2 separate regions of the Mus musculus genome follow, and region 1 is linked to region 2. Evidence: chromatin loops called from intact Hi-C (ENCODE). Cell type or tissue: left cerebral cortex. All regions are shown on one strand. Links, peaks and the distances in the headings refer to the core of each region. The heading gives the core; the rest is flanking DNA.

The links. A loop is a pair of places that touch in the nucleus more often than their neighbours do. Peaks named below come from ENCODE experiments on the same cell type or tissue, not always from the same donor. Only the 100,000 strongest peaks of a DNase experiment are listed, where the experiment ranks them.
Region 1: it touches region 2 in a loop (2.4-fold over the local background); 5 of 42 quality-filtered maps call a loop at or near these places.

The regions. Positions count from the first base shown.
Region 1 is chr19:45,379,785-45,389,812 of GRCm38, reverse strand. The region is part of intron 1 of Btrc (beta-transducin repeat containing protein); the gene reads right to left. Among named protein-coding and RNA genes, the nearest start is that of Btrc, 21 kb to the right of the region's middle. In left cerebral cortex, for the core only: a CTCF peak has its summit at 4,761 (motif pointing left); a DNase peak (open chromatin) is centred at 5,440.
Region 2 is chr19:45,426,706-45,436,733 of GRCm38, reverse strand. All of the region lies in intron 2 of Btrc (beta-transducin repeat containing protein), which reads right to left. Among named protein-coding and RNA genes, the nearest start is that of Btrc, 68 kb to the right of the region's middle. In left cerebral cortex, for the core only: a CTCF peak has its summit at 5,306 (motif pointing right); DNase peaks (open chromatin) are centred at 1,286 and 4,295; H3K27ac peaks cover 2,049 bases.

The DNA.
Region 1 (10,028 bases), core at 653-8,652, 46 kb after region 2:
AAGACCAGCCTAGTCTACTTAGCAAGTTACAGGGCAATGTAGTGAGACTGTCTCAATAATAATAACAATAATAATGATAATAATAATAATTAAAATAACAACAACAATAATAAAACAACAACAACAACAACAATTATTCCAAGGAAGAAAAAGAGGTGGCTCAGTAGTTAAGAATATTTGCTGTTCTTGCAAAGGAGCCGAGTTAAGTTTCTCACACCCAAATTGAATGGCTCACAGCCAACTAACTATAACCCAAGCTCTTAGGAATCTGACATCTTCTGGTCTCTAAGGGCACTTGTACAACTATGGTGTACTAGACTCACACAGAGAAACAAACCCACACAAATAAATAAAAATCTTTAAAAATATTCAATAATAGCTAAACATGATGGCCATGCCTTTAATTGTAACAGACACAGATGTATCTCTGGGCTCAAAGCTTGCTTGGTCTACCTAATGAGTTCTCCAGCCCATAAGACTGTCTAAATAAATAAAGGTTCAATACCGTCCTTGCACTTCAAATCTTACCCACCTTTCCTCAGTTTACCTCCCTGTTCTTTAAGCTTCTCTGCACACTCACATTTTGACCACACAGTATTTTATTCCTCACTAAGACAATTTCTTTTTTTGGACTTCCCCTCAAGGAATCACTTTTACTAGATCCTGAGTACACTGTTTTTTTAATCAACTGGAGACAAGATCTGACTCCACTGCTAATTAATTTAGCCTGTTAATTTAAGCTCATCAATCCTTGAGCTTTGAGGGAAAATATAAATTATAGTGTGGCCAAAATTTAGTGACTGAAATACACCCCTACCTCATAAATCGGTAATATTTTTTGAAAAGATACAAAACTTACTAATGAGAACTATAACTCAACAACAACTACACATAAGAAACTACAGTTCTGCTGACTGGCAAGTAATTTGCAAGGGCAGATCAGTTTAGCTGCATAAAAGAAATATCCACCTGCACGCACTAGCACTAATCAGGGCGTGAAATTAAACTTCTTATTTGAAAAGAAATAGCTGCTTCAAGGCTGTGATTTAGTCGGAGAAGCAAATATTAAGGTCACCCTCTCCTCTCTGATGTTCATAGCATTTCTAATAGAGGAAGCAAAGGAGAAGGGCCAGCCGGCTAACTTCTATAAAAGCGAAAATATCCCAGTGACATGACAAATTTTCCACTTGCTTAATCACACAGATGTAACGGAACCAAGCTGCTCCAGAGCATGCAGAGATCACTTATACACTTGGAAAGCCCAAACTGACGACTGTGGATGTCGAGCCAAATTAGTCAAAACAGAGATCACAATACAAAAGATTCAACAAATATTAAGCGCTATAATAAGTTTTAAAATAACCTATTACCATTTTCATTACAACATGGCCCATTTTGGATTAGCTGGGGCTAATGAGATCCTAATTCAGTAATTTAGCCAGTTGTTAAAATTTTCCCAGTATTTGTCAAAATCTACTAATATAAACTTCAACTTATTCTAATATATTATAGTCTCACTATTCTGGTAGAGCTGGGAGGGGGGGAGACCCCCAAAATCACGTGCTACATACAAGCAATGTATGGCTTAACAGGCCTATAGAAACCACAGTGACTCTTCCGAAGGTCAGGAGTTCAAATCCCAGCAACCACGTGGTGGCTCACAACCATCCGTGACGAGATCAGACTGGAGTGTCTGAGGACAGCTACAGTGTACTTACATATAATAAATAAATAAATAAATCTTTGGGGCTGGTGAGATGGCTCAGTGGGTAAGAGCACCCGACTGCTCTTCCGAAGGTCTGAAGTTCAAATCCCAGCAACCACATGGTGGCTCACAACCATCCGTAATGAGATCTGACTCCCTCTTCTGGAGGGTCTGAAGACAGCTACAGTGTACTTACATGTAATAAATAAATAAATAAATAAATAAATAAATAAATAAATAAATAAAAGAAACCACAGTGACTCTGAAAGTGTAGTCCCAGACCAGCAGCAGGACTAGGAAACAGTGCGACACACAGACCTGCAGAATGGACAAGCCCAGAAGAGGCCCCCAGCTCTCCAGGCAGTGTTAATGGACTCCTTAAGTTTTAGTTCTTTCTTTAAGGAGCCTAAGTAATGCTTTGTTTCCTGTTTTTGTTACTGTTTATGAGATAGGTTTTGCTAGGGATGAAGCCCCAGCTGGTCTTCAATTTGCAATCCTCCTGCCTTGATGTCCAGAGTGTTATGATTATAGGCACACCACAACACCTACCTTACTAATTTCTTCATCAATGATAAAGATCTAAGGAGCACTGAGCTGGCTCAGCAGGTAAAGGTGCTTGCCACCAACCCTGACCACCTGAGTTTGACCCCAGGGTTCCACATGGTAGAGCGCGCAATGGCACATTATGCACATATGCACATACATACACACAAATGTAATTTAAAAAACTTATTGAGAGTAATGGCTCATACCAGCAATTCCAGAACTGAGGAAGCAGAGGCAGGAAGGAAGGTCCCTACATATATATTCCAGAGCAGCCCAGGCCTGTATAAAGTCAGTCAGTCAGTCTCTCTCTCTCTCTCTCTCTCTCTCTCTCTCTCTCAGACACACACACACTCTTTCTCTCTCTAATAATTGCATGATGATATATAATAAACTATATTTATATAATAAATTATAATTATATAATAAAATAATTATCTGAGTTAATGCCAATCTGAGCTACAAAGTGGGTTCCAAGTTAGCCTGAACTGCTACAGAGGACACTATCTCAAAATAAATAAATAAATAAATAAATAAATAAATAAATAAAAGTGGATGTTACAGTATATGTGAACCTGTTTCTAGTTAGGATGTGGCTCAGCCCTTAGCACACACCCTTTGGCTAAAGTTAGTTTGTAGAACAGCACTCATGCTTGAAGGTGATGATCTGAACACTCATTCTCCTTTTTAGAACGGTGGTGCCCAATTCCAGAATCACAATGAAAGCCAATTAAGATGTTTAAGTTAGAGCAGGAGAGCTCCCTCAATGGTTCAGAGTACTTTTGTTCTTCCAGAGGATCCGAGTTTGGTTCCCAGCACCCAGATCCAATTGCTCACAACTGCCTTGAACTCTTCTGACCCCCACAAGCATCTCATACACGTGGCATATACTCTCATAAACACACACACATAGATGCAAATAAGACTTATTTTTAATTATATGTATATGTCTATCTGGGATGCCTGAGGTCAAAGGTCTTGGAGTTGGCGCTATGGGCATTTGAGAGTCACCAGATACAGGTGCTGGGAACTCAACCCAGGTTCTCTGCAAGAGCAGCAAGTTGTCTTAACTGCTGAACCATCTCTCCATCCCCCAAAGTAAATCTCTCTTCTCTTAAAGTCTTTACAGAAGCCCAGGGTTGGTGGTGCACACCTTTAATCCCAGCACTTGGGAGGCAGAGGCAGGCAGATTTCTGAGTTCGAGGCCAGCCTGGTCTACAGAGTGAGTTCCAGGACAGCCAGGGCTACACAGAGAAACCCTGCCTTGAAAAAAAAAAAAGTCTTTACAGAGAAGCTGTGGTGGTGCTCTGTGGTGGTGCTCTGTGGTGATGCTCTGTGGTGGTGCTCTGCTCTGTGGTGATAGTTTACAATGAAACTGTGAGGGAAGCAATGCCTGATAGGAAGCTCACTTAACGTTGCCAGTGAGAGAACAAAAGGACACCATGTAGCTTCTGGTCTCGTACACTAAGAAACTATAATTCATAAAATCAATCATGAAGAAGCAGACGATCCAGGTGGGGGGAATTCTATAAAACTATCTCCAGACTATCCAAGAAGAGCTGAGATTTCAGAGCCAAGGATGCCGGCCTATACTTGTATTCCTGGCACTCGAAAGACTAAGTAAGACAGCAGGGAAAACCACCAGCTTCAGGTCAGACTAGGATACAGAAAAAGACAGTTTCAAAAAAGGCTAATTTCATAATTAACCACGTTGAGGGACTACTGTAAAGAAACAGAAACTAAAGAGACATTACACAGGACACAGTTTACTCCCATGTTTTTTTTATATTTAGTGTCAGACCTTTTTGAGGCAGGTTATCATCCATCCCAGGAGATATTAGCTCTGAGCTGAACTTGATCCTCTGATCAAGAACCTTGAACTTCTGATCCTCCTGCCTCTACATCCCCAGTGATGAGATGACAGGAATGTGCCAGCATGCCCAGTTTGTACAGCTCTGGAGACTAGGCCTAGAGCTTCCTGTACACTAGCTAGCCAAGAGCCCTGTCAACTGAGTCACATCCCTAGCCCTCTTTCCTGAGTATTTAAAAGATGTATTTCTTGCAGCTCAGAATTAGAAGAGATGCATAGCACACAGAAAGACCTGAGTCAGATCCTCAGCACTGGGGCTGGGGCTGAGGAGGACATTACTGAGGCAATTAGGAATTCTGAATAGGAACTGTACATTAAATTATTAATTTATCAATATTAAATTTTCTGACTAGAATATGGTATTTTAATTATAAGGGAGTTTTTTGTTTCTTGTTTTTTTTTTTTTTTCAAACAGGGTCTCACACTGTACTTAGAGATCTACCTGTCTCAGTATCCCAAGTGCTAGGATTAAAAGACATGAGCAACTACGCCTGACAAGAAAAATATTAAGAAATACATGTACCAGGCTGGCGAGGTGGCTCAGCGGGTAAGAGCACTGACTGCTCTTCCGAAGGTCCTGAGTTCAAATCCCAGCAACCACATGGTGGCTCACAATCACCCGTAATGAAATCTGATGCCCTCTACTGGTGCATCTGAAGACAGCTACAGTGTACTTATGTATAATAATAAATAAATCTTTGGGCCAGAGCGAACAGGGACCTAGCGAACAGAGTTGACCGGAGCAAGCAGGGTCCACTGGACGGGGCCAACCAGAGCGAGCAGAGGTCCTAAATTCCCAACAACCACAAGAAGGCTCACAACCATCTGTACAGCTACAGTGTACTCATATACATAACATAATAAATCTTAAAAAAAAAAAGAAAGAAAAAAGAAATACATGTACCATGTACAGGGTTTGATGGTGCCTACCATTAATCTCAGCAGGCAGTCACTGAGTTTTGTGGCCAGCCTGGTCTATATATTGAATACCAGGACAGCCAGGGCTATATAGAGACCCTGTATGGTGGTTTGAATGCGAACAGTCTCCAAGGGCTCATAACTTTGAATACTTGTTCACCAGAGAGTGGCACTATTTGAAAGGATTAGAAGTTGTGATCTTGTTGGAGGAAGTGTGTCACTCAGGCTGGGCTTCACGATATCACAAAGTCCATTCCAAGAGATGCTCTCTCTTCCTACTGCCTGAAGATCCAGATGAATCAGTCCTGGCTACTTCTCCAATGTGATGTCTGCTTGTGCACTGCTTTGTTCCCTGCCATGATGACTTAAGTGGGAATTTCTGGTATCACCGGAGACACACTTGAGTCATTCCATGTTTTTCTGGGAACTGTCTTAGGAGAGGACATTTTGCTGAGATCAGCCAGAAGCTGCCTGGTAAAAGGGCATGTGATGTTTTGCTGGAGTGGAAGCTTGAGAGGACGTGTGAGGTTTGGAAAGAGTGTAAGTATAACCAACAGCAGACAGTGGATAATGCTCTTGCATTGTTTGCCTTGCAACTTTGTTGGGCTTCACTGACACCAACTTCACCGACAACACTCTTGCAATGGTCTGTCTTGCTTTCTTCACTGATCTTCGCTTGTCTTGACTTCCGGGAGAGAAATGCACCAAAGAACTTAAAGTGTACCTCAGGTGCTTCTCACTGCTTCCTCAGACTCCGATTGGCCCCGAGTGGCTGCTTCTGTGTCAAGCCCCTGCTACTGATTGATGTTTGGTGTTTGCTAGAGGACTGGACTGCTGGCAATGAAGATGGAATCACCCCAAAGAACTATTCCTCAACAGGTCCACAACCCCTGTTTCCTAGTAACATTTTTCCCCCCATCTCTGGTGGATGGTGCGCTAGAAGGGAGGTTGAAGCATTAAAGAACCATAATTAAAATAGGTTTTGAAAAATCTAAGCCGCTGGGCGTGGTGGCACACGCCTTTAATCCTAGCACTCGGGAGGCAGAGGCAGGAGGATTTCTGAGTTCGAGGCCAGCCTGGTCTACAGAGTGAGTTCCAGGACAGCCAGGGCTACACAGAGAAACCCTGTCTCGAAAAACCAAAAAAAAAAAAAAAAAAGAGAAAAAAGAAAAATCTAAGCCTACAGATGCAATGACTGAACTTCTGAAACTGTAAGAAAGCCCCAGTAAAACGCTTTCTTTTACAAGCGTCGTCATGGAAGCCCAACAAAACACCTGTAGGCAGGGGAGGAGGGGGGGGGGCGCGGTGCTGTTATACTGGTCCATCTTTATGGGAAACATTACTTTAGATACTTACAGTCCTTTATAATTTCTAACATAGTCTCATATTTAAATTTTTCCTTTATTCTCCTAAGAGCTGTCTGACACAGAAGTAGGCGAAGGTAACACGGCTTTCCAGATAAGGCAATCAGACTCAAAGCAGCTAAGCAACCTATTCAATGTCTTATGACATGTAGAAAGTTGAACCTGGGAAACAGGTCTTGTTTTCACTACAGCACAACTTAAAATTTACATTGTAGTCTAAACTAGCCCAGTCTTGGGTATTTCAAAGAAAGCATGAACAAGATAGGTAGGCTCTTCCATCACCAGTTATAAGCCAAAGAAGTTACCATTGGTCCACTCCAGTGTGTAGAGCTTTGATATTTGTCTTAAATACCTTTGAAAACAAGGATCAAAAAATATGAACTCTTATAAAAAGGGTTTTATTGTATTTTAATGGCTTATTACATACCTTGTAAGAGCTGTTTTGTTAAATGTGAATGTCAGTTTGATTTTCGGTCTCTTTTTTCTTGGCTATTTACAAGCTTTGTAAGAATCGTTCCTTAATTAAGTCTAAACATAGTTTTATATAAATGGATTCCTGGAAATAAAACGTTCAGACTTAAGAAATGATTGTTACAGAGACTGTAACAGGCCGTAAAAAAACGAATGCCACTTTAAACAAAGATTTCTCATTTTAATTAAAAAGATAATCATCAGACCATTCCTACACTTAACAGAACCATTTAAAGAAGCGTCTCTGAGAGAAATCATGTGAGTGTCTCACTCAGGCTCCCCTCGCATCATCCATAATCGATCTGGATCCATGTTTCAGTTGACTTGACAGAACTCTTCTGTGCTAAACCTACAATTTAAAGGCACACTGAAGGAGAGCAGGTCTGAGGGCTAGAGATGCAACCAGCACTGGAGAACACACCTAACAGGCACAGCTCTGGGCTCTAGTCCCAAGATTGCCTCATTTCTATTATTTCTAATAATTTTAAAATATGAATAGTCACAAAATTGAATGTTTTCTCCATAAGGCACTGTTCAAATACAGTACTAGAAAGGGTGCAGATTTCTAAGTTTGAGGTCAGTCACGTCTTCAGAGTGAGTTCCAGGACAGTCAGGACTATACAGAGAAAGCCTTTCTTGAAAAAAAAAAAAAAAAAAAACGATGCAATTAAGAATACCTAATATGAAGCCGGGCGTGGTAGCTCACGCCTTTAATCCCAGCACTTGGGAGGCAGAGGCAGGTGGATTTCTGAGTTCCAGGCCAGCCAGGTCTACAGAGTGAGTTCCAGGACAGCCAGGGCTATACAGAGAAACCCTGTCTCGAAAAAACAAAAACAAAAAAATTCCTTTTTAGGCCAGGTGTAGTAGTGTGTACTTTTAATCCTAGGATTTGGAAAGTAGAGGTAGAAAAACTGCCAGGTAAGAAGAGACAAGAGGATAACTAGGCTAGTCTAGTTAGTAATTTCCATGCTAACTATGACTATATGGCGAAACTCTTCCCTTTCCAAAACAAAATGTACTTTTTAGATGACCATGTATAACTAGAACAAAAATTAGATAGTTTGTTAATGAGGTCTGTGTCAGGTAAAAAGATCACATCTATACTTATCACAAAGTCAAAGGTGATCTACACATATCTATGTAAGTTTCTACTCTGAGACCCCAATCCAAGCTGACATCATCCCCTGCAGTCTCCTGCTCTCCCTCCTGGCCCACGCCCCGTGCCTGCTGGTTTGTTCTTGAGACAGGATCTCACTTCGTAGCTCTGGATGGCCTGGAACTTGCTACATTAGAGGCTTCTGTCTTCTGAACAGTGAGATTAGAGATCAGAAATTCATAGATCCTGCTCACTAGGATTAAAAGTGAGCCTTGTCCCACCCTGTGCATTGTGGATGCCTCGATATGGCTGGAGATTTAAAAAAATAAAATAAAAAGAAAGAAAAATGCTGTTAGAGACTGAATTTGAAGAGGCAGGATTCTTTTCAATTGATTCATTTGACTTTTAAATTGTCTGTTTTTAACTCAAATCCTGCCAAATTTGTTACAGTTGGACAACATTCTAAAAGAGTAAAAAGGAGTTCATAATTACCTGTCGTTATAATTAACTGCAACTTGAAAAAGATACACCAAGAGTTCTACTTAAATCACCTTTTCTAAATTACACAAAAACGAAGCCTGAATAACACCACCTGACAATCTATTTCTGCAGCGATATATTACTGGAAACTGCTTCAAAGTGGTTTATATTCTCTCTAGAAACAAGTTATAATGAGGAGACTATTTCCTGAAACATGGTAGCAAAGAAAGGACTGGCATAAGGAACAGCATCAAAACAGATTCAGTAACTTAAAACTCTGCAATCATTAAAAAAAGGAAATTATGTTCCAGCTTCATAAAATGGGAGTGGCATACCAGAGATCAGCAAGCACACACTCAACTGTTAAAAAGGACAATTCTCCCATAGTCACTCATTAAACAAGCTTAACCTCAATCTAATAACCAGCTAAAATAAACACTAAACATTTAATTACCAATCATTTCGTTTTGCTTCCTACCATAAAAGCCGCTGGCTGGGGGGAGTTAGGAAGAAGTACACGATTCCAGAGAAAGGCCACCATGGCTTTCTCAACTAGTTCCCTGAACAAGCAACTTTTTCGAGATCATGCCACTGCCCTGTGCAGCCAAGAAGAGGTCAGTAGATAGCAATTACCTGGCTCAAGATCACCACTGTGAAATGGGCATGGAGACACAGGCCTGACTACCTATGGAAACTGTCCTAAAATAATAAAATACATATAGAGCCATAAAAACTCAAACTAAGAACAAAAGACACTATCAGAAACTAAGTGGGACTCCCATGCTCAGTGTCATGGTTGAGAACATTTTAAGGATACTGAATTAAATATATTGAGGATATATACTGAATCATATACTAGTCTCAAGTTTATGTTACACATCCTTGAGAAATCACGAACATTGAATAACAAACTCTTTAAAGATATGAGCAAGCCAGGTGTGATGGCACATGCTTGTAATTCTACCATCTGGGAGGCTTGAGAGGAAGACAGTAATGTCAAGGCCAGACCAGGTCCCAAATAACAATAACAGAACCGCAGAAAGTCTCAGGGCACAGTGGAGTACACCTTTCTTTCTATGTTTGTCCAGAGGCAGAGACAGGAATCTCTGAATTCAAGACTAGCCTGGTCTACCTAGCAAGTTCCAAGAAGGCCAGGACTACAGAGACCTTGTCTAAAAAAAATAAATAACAATGACCATTTCCTAAACTGAACACGTGTTAAGCTCTGTTCTAAAGCCAGTGTGATGGTGCATGCCTGTAATCTCAGTCTCTGAAAGGCGGAGAGGATCAGGAGCTCAATGGCAGCCTCAGCTACATAGCTAGTTTGGCTACATAGCAAGTTCAAGGCCAGCTTGTAACTCAAAGACAACAGAGACAAATAGATAGAAAAACAAATCTCAACTCCGGGCCAGAGCTGGAGCATGTGAGGGTGGGGAATCAGGGAGCCCTCAGGAGGAGACTCGGGTATGGCACATATGGTCATGATAGGTACTTCCGGGGACCAGAAATTGTTTCCTCTTCTTCTCTGAAACACAAATGTTGCCAGTAGCATTCGATTAGGACTGGGCTTCTCTACCAGCA
Region 2 (10,028 bases), core at 1,284-9,283:
TTTGCTTTGTCCTGAGACAAGGCCTCATAGCCCAGGCTGGTCTCAAATACCGGGATCCAAGTACTGGAATTACAGTTCTGTGCTGCGCCCAGCTCACATCACCTTTAAATTTGTTCATTGCTGGAACGTAGTTCTTACCACCAGAAAGAAGTTATATTCAGGAATACTAATAAACCTTGTATTACTCATCCTGCCTAGTACACTAAGACAATTTATACAGAAAAAAAAAATGCCAGAATCAGTTTTTACAAATTAAAGGTTAGAAAACTTTAATTCAATTGAATAATTACTTTTGTTCATAAAAATTCTTTAATAAAATACATCTTAGCCATAAGAAATTAATCAGATGCTCCCCCCACCTCAATTCATAATTGTAAACATATTTGAGGACCTTTTGAACTAAGCAGGGTGGGGTTAGACTAAGGTCACTCTAAATCACATGACTACCTTCTCTTCCCTGGAGACCATGGAGTAGTTCCAGGGACTGCCATTAGAGAGCAGCACAGTACACACCATCAGTCAGAGCTCTTAACATTTCTCCCACTAAGGCTGGAATATATTCTCATTCTCTCCTCTCTCTCTCTCTCTCTCTCTCTCTCTCTCTCTCTCTCTCTCTCTCTCTCTCTCTCTCTCTCTCTCTCTCTCTCTCTCTCTCTCTCTCTCTCTCTCTCTCTCTCTCTTCAATTAGTGCAGTCAACAACTCCAGAAAAGAGTAATTCAATTAGTGCATTGTGGAGCTCTACAATACCTCTAAGCAGATGTTCCCCATCTTTGGGAACTGGAGCTAGGTTTCAAATACCTGTACGACTTAGATAACACCACTACATTACATCATTTGTCAAAGTGCTTACATATGATTCTCTGACTTCAAGGAAAAGACGAGAAAACAAACCTAGGCTAGCCTCTTAGAAAGGTTCTTATCAACGTAAACAAGTATAGAATTTTAGGCTGCAGTAATTCAGTTACATTTTCTAAATTATATTTATAACAAAATGCATCCTAGTACTCAAAAGGCAAGATCTCAAGTATGAGATCAGGCTGGGCTACAATGTAAGACCCTCTCTCAAGCAATTCAACAAAGCCAGAGGAAACCCCTCTCACCAAAGGCCAACTCTACCTCACTATACTTCACACAATATAATTGTAGAGGATTTTCCTGTTGTTATGCAGTGCTATAGCTTGGACCTGAGGCTTTCAATATCCCTCGCATGCACACTATCACTGAGCCACACCCCCAGGCCTCTTACTGTCTGCTGTTCTTGCCACAGTGTATGTAGCCATGCATTCCATACTGCAATGATGGTGGTGTCAAGATGGGGGTGTATTCACAGGAGGACAACCAGAACGCTGATCCCAAAATATGGCTATGAAAAGGACAGAAATCATGGCTGGTATTTTCCAAAGAAACAACAGAATTGGAAACAGTCTACGTGGGTAACGTGGATAAAGCAATCTTACAGCTCTCAACACATAAACAGACTTGTCATTCAGAATCCAGAAAGATCAGTCTCAGGACCCTCCAGTCCTCATCCTCCTAGCAAAGTATAGGAATCTCAAAAACAGTATATATTTGCATACAGCGTAGACACGTCCTCCCAAATAATTATGTCTAGATTACTTAACACCTATTAAATTGCAACTGTTATTCATATAATTGCTGTGCAGTATTGTTTAAGGGATAATACCAAGAAAAAAGTCTACTCGGTATACATCACTGGCCTAACTTCATTTTCGGCTTCAAAACTGGCTGACTCTGCACATGTAAAACCAAGGATATTGGGGATGGGAGACAACTGGTTATGAACAATTATTCCATATTACTACAAAACACTGTCGGGAACAATGAGTGAACTAAAGTTTGACTCCTTGAAAGAAATCTAATACAGCAAACAAAGGAAAGAAAAGAAACCTCGTGTCGACACTTCTCGCACATGGGTCGAGATCAGCACAGATTGGATGACTCCCTGACAAAAACCAATCGTAAAGAGGACATGTGACATACTGTCCTCTGGTGATCTTTTGAACCCTAAAGCTAATTCTCATAAGGTGTGATGCTGTGAAAGCCCTCAGCGTCTGAGCTGTTAACTAAAGCATTTATAATAAATACAGCATGGGAAGAAATGTTGTGGCCTCCCTGTATTAGGATCATTTCTTACATTCCAGATTTTCTTTATTTAAAAGAATGGTTGCAGGTTGGAGAGGTGGCTCAGCAGCTGACAGCACTGGCTGCTCTTCCAGAGGTCCTGAGTTCAATTCCCAGCAACCACATGGAGGCTCACAACCATATATAGGGGGATTTGCTGTCCTCTTCTGGCATGCAGCAGAATACTCATACATGAAATAGATAAACTAACTAACAGAAAGATTTGTTTCCTTTCATCTTCTGAAAATCAGTGAATGAGAAATCAATTTCCAGAAGAGTGTTTTTTTTTTAATCCCCCACTAAGTTAGACAGTGGGATCTTATAGCTTATAAGCAAGTGTTACGTCAATATGTGTGTTTTCAAACTACAGAGCAATGACTCGTTCTTACTGTCCTTGGTTTGGGCCTTACTCTCTAAGCACTCGATTTCTACAAGTAGCATGCAACTCTGGATACAGGGGTTAGGAGCTATTAGGAGGATTTAGTTCAATGCAGAGCACGTGAGCATGGCCAAGGCCCTGGGTTCAATTTTTCAAAAAAGCACTGACTGCTCTTGTACAGGACCAAGACTCAGTTCCCAGCACCCACGGGGTGACTCACGGCTTCCTGTAACTCCAGTTCTAGGGGATCCAACACCATCTTTTGGCCTCCATGGGCACTGTGCACACATGGTGCAAATGCAGACAGACAAAACACTGGAGTAAACAAAACAGTTCTTCTTAAGTGTTACTATAAAATACAAATTTTGCATATTAAAGTATTTTTCTTACTAAAATTTCAGTCTTTGATAAATTCACCATTTGAGTAATATCAAAATAGTGGAGGTTGGGCTGGAGAGATGATCAAACAATTAAGAGTATATTTGCTTTTCCAGAGGACCTGCATTCGATTCCCAACACCCACATGGCAGCTCACAACTGTCTGTAAACCCATACTCTAATACAAACATAAATGCAGGCAAGACACCAATACACATAAAATAAAAATACATTTAAAAAAAAGCAATGTAGGTTTGGGGCTGGTGAGACAGCTCAGCAGGAAAAGCCCGACTTTAACCCCACAAAGAGAGGAGAGGAACCTGTGGCAAGCTGTCCTCACCTCCACATACACGCCCTACACATATGGAATTCAAAATTTTAAAAATCTAACCAATAAACAAACACACACACAGTGGGTGAACTTGTATTTGCACAGCAACATCATGCCATGGTCGGCAGTGGGGAAGAGTGTCACTGTGGTCAGCAGCAAGGAGCAGACAACGCCACTGTCCACTCATACCTGTCCATAACCGCTTTCCTGACTTCCTGCTGCAGACACAGATGAGAGGCCTAACGTGACTCTTCCTCATGTTGGGGTTCTCCATAAGCCCTGAGACCCACGTACTGACTCGACTTTACCCTCACAGCTTGTTTCTGTTTCAGTGTTAGGTTCATTTGGCTTTGCTGGCGCCACTTCTCTTTAACATTGTCCCTTTTTATGTGCTTAAGGCCACTACTTCCAACCCTATGAATGAAAGCGGACAAATAGGGGAGAAAGGAATGAACTGTGAACACCTCAAACAAGAAAGGTTGCTTAAAAAACTAAGTGTCACATTCTGACAGTTCAATATTTCATGACCAATACAAGGAATGTGCAACGGCACTGCAACTTTAAATCTTCGCCTCTGTGTCAGTCTCTCTCTCTCATTGTAATGCCAAAGGGAACAGCAATCAGAGTGGAGATGTTCAACGTGATGGAGGTCAGGACACCATCGGATCAACGTGCCAGAAACACGACCTTGTTTATTTTTTTCCCCAGTATTATTGTTTACAGGGTGCTTTGCCCGTGTACCTTGTGGTTCTTAGCTAAAAGATGAAATTACAGCCCAGGATGAAGCGCTCAGGCACACATCCAATTTGTGTTTCCATCTCAGAAAACAAAAAGCTTCTAAGGCCCTCAGGCTGCCATTCAAACTTGGAGGCTGACATTTTTAACAGCATGAACCAGAGAATGGCAGAGAGAATGATCTAATGCATTTCTGACTTGTCAATCAAAGATCTCACCTCTGCTGTCTTGTAAACAGTTGGGGGCCATCTAACTACATTCATAAACCTACGGAGAGCTTCCTGCCAGCTGGGGTGCTGGAAGCACATGCTCTGGCTTCCATCACCAAAATCATGATTCAGTTTTATAATCTCGCTGCAAATAGCACACAGGCACATTTCCAGGACTACTGAAATAGAACCAGAGCAGGGAATACAAAAGAGATTTTGGTCAAACAGTGATTTTCAAGCTGTTGGATTCCTGTATCCATCTTATCCTCATTTTACTAATTTCCCTCAAAGGACTGTACTATGCTACAGTTGATATGCTTAAAAAATTAACAACCTGCTACTTAAAAAAATCGAGGGGAAATACATTAATATTAAACTAGAAATGTCCCTTATGGTTTACTATCAGTAAAGAAAGTCATACAAAGTAGTGACTTGTGCAAAAGATAGAAATTACATTGCTGTTAAACTACAGCAGCTTCATTTAAATTAAGCTAATGAGGGGCTTTCATTCAAATATAAAGCTTTTGGCTCTTATGGATGAACCTTTACATTTTCTAGCTTGAAGTGGCGAGTAGGTTTATGTGTAGCGTGAAAATCTAAGGGGACTGCTAACGCCTCGTGCTTTCACTTAGTCCTGACTATATGGACCAACACATAAAAACCAAGCTGACTTTAAAGTTCACGTATGAAAAGGAACAGCTGCCTTCGTCATGCAAATTTTACAGGTCACAGAACTCCAGCTTAACTCATACGAAGACACAGGCAGTAGCTCTTCACTGTACACCTAAAGACCTTAAGGCCAGGTGACAGATCACCCAGCAAAAGAAGATAAACTGCAAAACCCTTCTCCTGCTTTCTAAATAACTATCTCAAAACATAACATCCCTGGTCTCCAGAGAACTGTGTGTAAGGATGCAGAAAAGCTCAGAAGAAAAACAAACTCACATGCACCAGCTCCTAATGGAAATGTGCTACAGTGCATAGGGTCCTCTGAAGCCAGTCAGGAGTGCACGCTCTTGGGTTGCTCACATGCTTGCTTGTTAATTTTAAATAAAGCATTCTTTTTTTTTTTTTAAAGATTTATTTATTATTTTATGTAAGTACACTGTAGCTGTCTTCAGACCCACCAGAAGAGGGCGTCAGATCATGGTGGTTGTGAGCCACCATGTGGTTTCTGGGATTTGAACTCAGGCCCTTCAGAAGAGCAGTCAGTGCTCTTAACTGCTGAGCCATTTCTCCAGCTCAAAGCTTTCTTAAAACACCCTGGCATAAATAAATGACAAAGAAAGAGTTTCCTGAATAATGCCTGCCTACCACCGCCTGCCTAACACGGAGACTCTTTATCTCCACAGGATGGAGGCAAAAACATTAACAAAGGACCACAGTGGAAGAGGAGTGCATAGCCTTGGCAGCCACAGACCCACCCAACAATTCCTGACCAGCACAGAAAGAACACACATACAACCATGGCCTCTGTATGCACAAAGAACGGAAATAACTGGGAATCTTCGAACATAAAGAAACAACATGCCTCTCTCAGAGGACACAGATTAGTCTAAGTGCCCACAGAGAGGATCTGTCACTTAGGTAGGGCACCTCCAAAGGCCGCCGCCACCCTCTTCCCACCAGGTCCATTCCTATGGTTTGCATCCCTGGCATCTGCACTATCATCTGCACTATCATCCCCTTCACAAGGTTCTGACCAAGTAAAAACACTTGAGGGAAAGCAAATCCATTACTATTGAATATATCTAAACAAAGGAATAAATACTTTGAGAAGATTTTTACTTTTCACATCCATCATGAAGAATAAAAATGTTTCAAGGAAATCTGATTTGTCTCACAAGATGATGATTTTGGCATATTCTAAACACCAGATAAAGTCATACATTATCCCATAAGTGCACATTAGCTACACTTGGACATGTCAAAACACTCAGCAACTGAGGATTGTGTTTTTAACAAACCTGAAATAAAATAGTTCAACAACCAAGCAAGTAGCTGGAAAGGCAATCAGCGGAAGATGTCACTTCTCCAATACAGGTTATTTTCAAGATAAGGCAAAAATGTAGCCGAACTTGGGTCATTTTTACTTTTAACACTTGAAGTACACATAAAAGATGAAAGTAACATTAGATTTCAATGTACCCAATACTTTAAAACAATTTCACTATATTTTTTTATAATTTTGTGTTTCACCTACACACACACACACACACACACACACACACACACACACACAGGGTGCGGGGTGGGTGGGAGTGTCAGCATTCTTAACTGTCACAGACCTGGAGTGACTCTGGTTGCCAGGAAGCTTCAGCCATTCCCCTGCCTCCGCCCCTCCACACTGCTTGGATTACATGAGGCTACTTAGTGGATGCTGATTTGAAGCCACATCTCCTCATGCTTACATAGCAAGCAATCTTGCCCTCCGAGCCATCTCCTCTGCCCCTCGCTATAAAAACATCTTCAAAAATATATTTCTAACATTTCGCACATATGCTTTAAAATTGGACTTTAGTCTTAAGTCCAAAGATTCATCAATATGTTGGCTTTCAACCTTTCTCTAGCCTGATGTTCATTGTACTCAGCACTTCAACTTTGCTCCGTTCTTTTACAAAGTAAGGGTACGCTGCAATCAACAGTCAAATGCTCATCCAAATACACGCTGCACCGCAGATAAAGACGTAGACACCATTGAAACTGAATGTTCAGTCAGTTGGCTGGCAATGGCGGTCTTTAATAGCCTAAAATGTGCATTTGTTCATGAACAAGAGTCCAAATTCAGTATACAGAATCCAACTCAGAGGGGACCAGCACAGTGAGTTGTAAGAAAGCCAAATGTATGAAATCTGAGGACTTCCCATAAATCAGACTCGGCATGTTTTTCTTTTCTCTGTGCAAATGTGTGATGTCTGGAATGACTGTTAACTGTCATGGTTTCTTTCTGAATGCAGAGCATCTGTATGCTGTATAGGAGGGGCCACCACAATACTATGCCTCCTCTCCTGACCCTGGATTGTTATTGGATAGTTTTCTTCAAATTATCTAAGTCTGTTCATTCACTGATTCACCAGAAGTATGAAATATTACTTTTGACAATGGGAGAATAAATGAAGAAAAAACATAGTTCAACCTTCAAAGAATTCAGTCTTGCAGAAGACAAAGACACAGATAATCAGAGCAGCACAGAATAGCTGTGGCAGCACATCTCTGCTGCTGCATATTCTGGGCACAAATGTGTGGCTTGCCTGAGAGAGAAAGGAGAACAGATCTGGAAAAACCTTAATCCTGTCTCAACCTGAACACAATTAACGATAGAGTTACTGAGAAAGGTGGACATCCCCAGGCAAAGGCAGATGGGGTAGGTGTGTGGAAGGCCTCAGATGGCGTGATTAGAGAACACAAAGGCAGGTGTCCTGGAGTTTGGTCAACACGGCTATTTTCAAACAGTGGGACTCCTGTACTCATGCTGCACTGTAATTGCAGTAGTTGAGAATTATATGAAAGGGAGAGTTGTGAAGTAGAAGCCAGGTTCAATCTTCACTCAGCCTAAAACCATGTAAGCAACCGTCCACAAAATAGAGAGTGGCCGCTCTCATCAGGAACACCAGCTGCGAGCTGTGGCCTGGGCAAGCACGTAATTTACCTGAAATTCCGAAGTGCTAACTAATATTGGTAAAAATGTTAATATTTGAAAGGACATCATTATTGTCTTTCTTCTTTCTACTTCTATTTTCTACAGCTAACAATATTTGATTAATGATTAATATGAGAACAAAACCAACAGGAACATTTGAAAACAAACCCATTACATGCACATGCATACATAAATGTATAGCCAAGTCACCCAGACGGATGGAAACAAGTGTGTTAATTAATAATGGTGTGAAGATACTAGTAATGGTCATTACAATAATGACTACTAGTAGTGGTGGTAGTGGTAGTGATCTAGACAGGGTCTCATGTATACCAGGCTGATCTCAAACTTGCTATGTAGCTTAGGATGACCTTGAATTTCTGGTCGTTTCTGGAATTACAGGCATCTGCCATCACATCTAGTTTATGAAATGTAGGGGATCAGAACCTAAACCTCGTGCATAATAAGCAAGCATTATACAAGCCGAGTTATATCTCTGGCCCAATAGTGATCCCTTAAAGAGAAAGATTCAGGCTCAGTGGTTAGGAACAAAGCCAGCTCAGATTCCAGGAAACCCTGCCCCAGGGTCCCCATCCTACAACCTAACCTCTGGGCTTCCTTTCCTTCCTGTCTGATAAGCAGCTCCTTTTCTGTTTACATTAAACAATTTGACTCCTGTGATAAAATCAACAGTCAACTTGGTCGATTTATTCCTTGATTTTCCAGTAAAAGCTCTTCATAGGGCTGGAAAGATGCCTTGCAAAGGACTCAGGTTCAGTCCCCAGCACCACACGGTTGATATCAGATCCTACGGTACCTATGATACCTTCTTCTGACTTCCATGGGACCAGACATATACATGCAGGCAGGCAACACACTCATACACATAAAAATATCTCTAAATAAGCTTTCCTACAAATAAATTCCAGAAGTAGGAACATACAGAGAGCGTTCAGCTTCTTAAAATCACGATTGACTTTTAATTAAGACTAGAAAAGGCTCTGGTGGTGAACTGGTTGAGAATTATTTGCTACTTTAATTCAGAATTGTTTTAGGACAAATGAAAACTTGAATTTTTCTTGGTACTCTACTCTGATACCAAAGTCAGAAGGTTTAAAAACACACACGTGCAGGCGCGTGCAAGCTCACAGTCATATAAATATTTTTGAGAAAGAATCTCATGTATTCCAGACCATTCTCAAACTTGCTATATAGCCTTAGGCTAGCCCCACCTCGCCATACAACTGATTCTCAGTGCTTACGGGGATTACGACATCAAGCCTGGCACCTCGCTTTTAAACTTTATATCTCTTTATAGACTAGACAGTCTTCCTTCCTAAGCTTTAAAGAAAGAATAACAATGAATGCAGAAGTGTCTATGAAAATTCATCTGCCTTTAATTACTCCAGACACTAGATGTAAAAAATTAAACAATGCCAGCATTAGTGTTTTAAATACAGTTGTCATTAAGAATGTTCTATTTATGTGTCGCAGGATTTTTTTGTTACTGTTGTTATTACGCAGGACTCCATGTAGGCCAGGCTGGCTTCAAACTTGCTCTGTAGCCAGACCAACCTTGAACTCATTCACATCCTGAAGAGTAATTATAATTATTTTAAGTAATAATATTTTTTCTATTCTCATTTCAAACAAAGTAAATATCAGTAGAAATAAGCCACATGCATAAAGTTAGTTAGGGTTCCTCAGTAATTATTAAGGAGTGCAAACTGTCCTCACCTCCAAATTAGTAAAACTGCTAGGTATGGTAGCAGAGGCCTGTAATGTCAGAACTTTGGAGGTAGACAAATGAAAAGGTGACCAAGAGAAATGTTCGCTTTCTGAGATGATCTGTCTATAGCCACAGTGGTAAACATCTGTGCTCAGCCCTTCCAGCACCTCACTGCCCATGCCCCAGCCGTCCATGACGAGGTCATCAGCAGCTTCCCCAGCTTGTTCCCAGTAAGGTTACCATACCAGTATCTCAGTATTCAGCTGTTGTGTCATGAGAGAAAGGGGGGGGGGGGCGGCTGTTAATGCACCAAGCCATTCCTGTCCTCGGACTTTTGCCTAGTCCATTCTCAGTCTATATGGTTAGCTGATTGTCCTTACCCCAACTCTTAGGTTAGACCAGGATTAGTTTGTTTTATTTGTGGTGCTGCACATAGAACCCAGTGCACACTGTGTAGTGCTCTTACATTCTGCTATAACTCCGG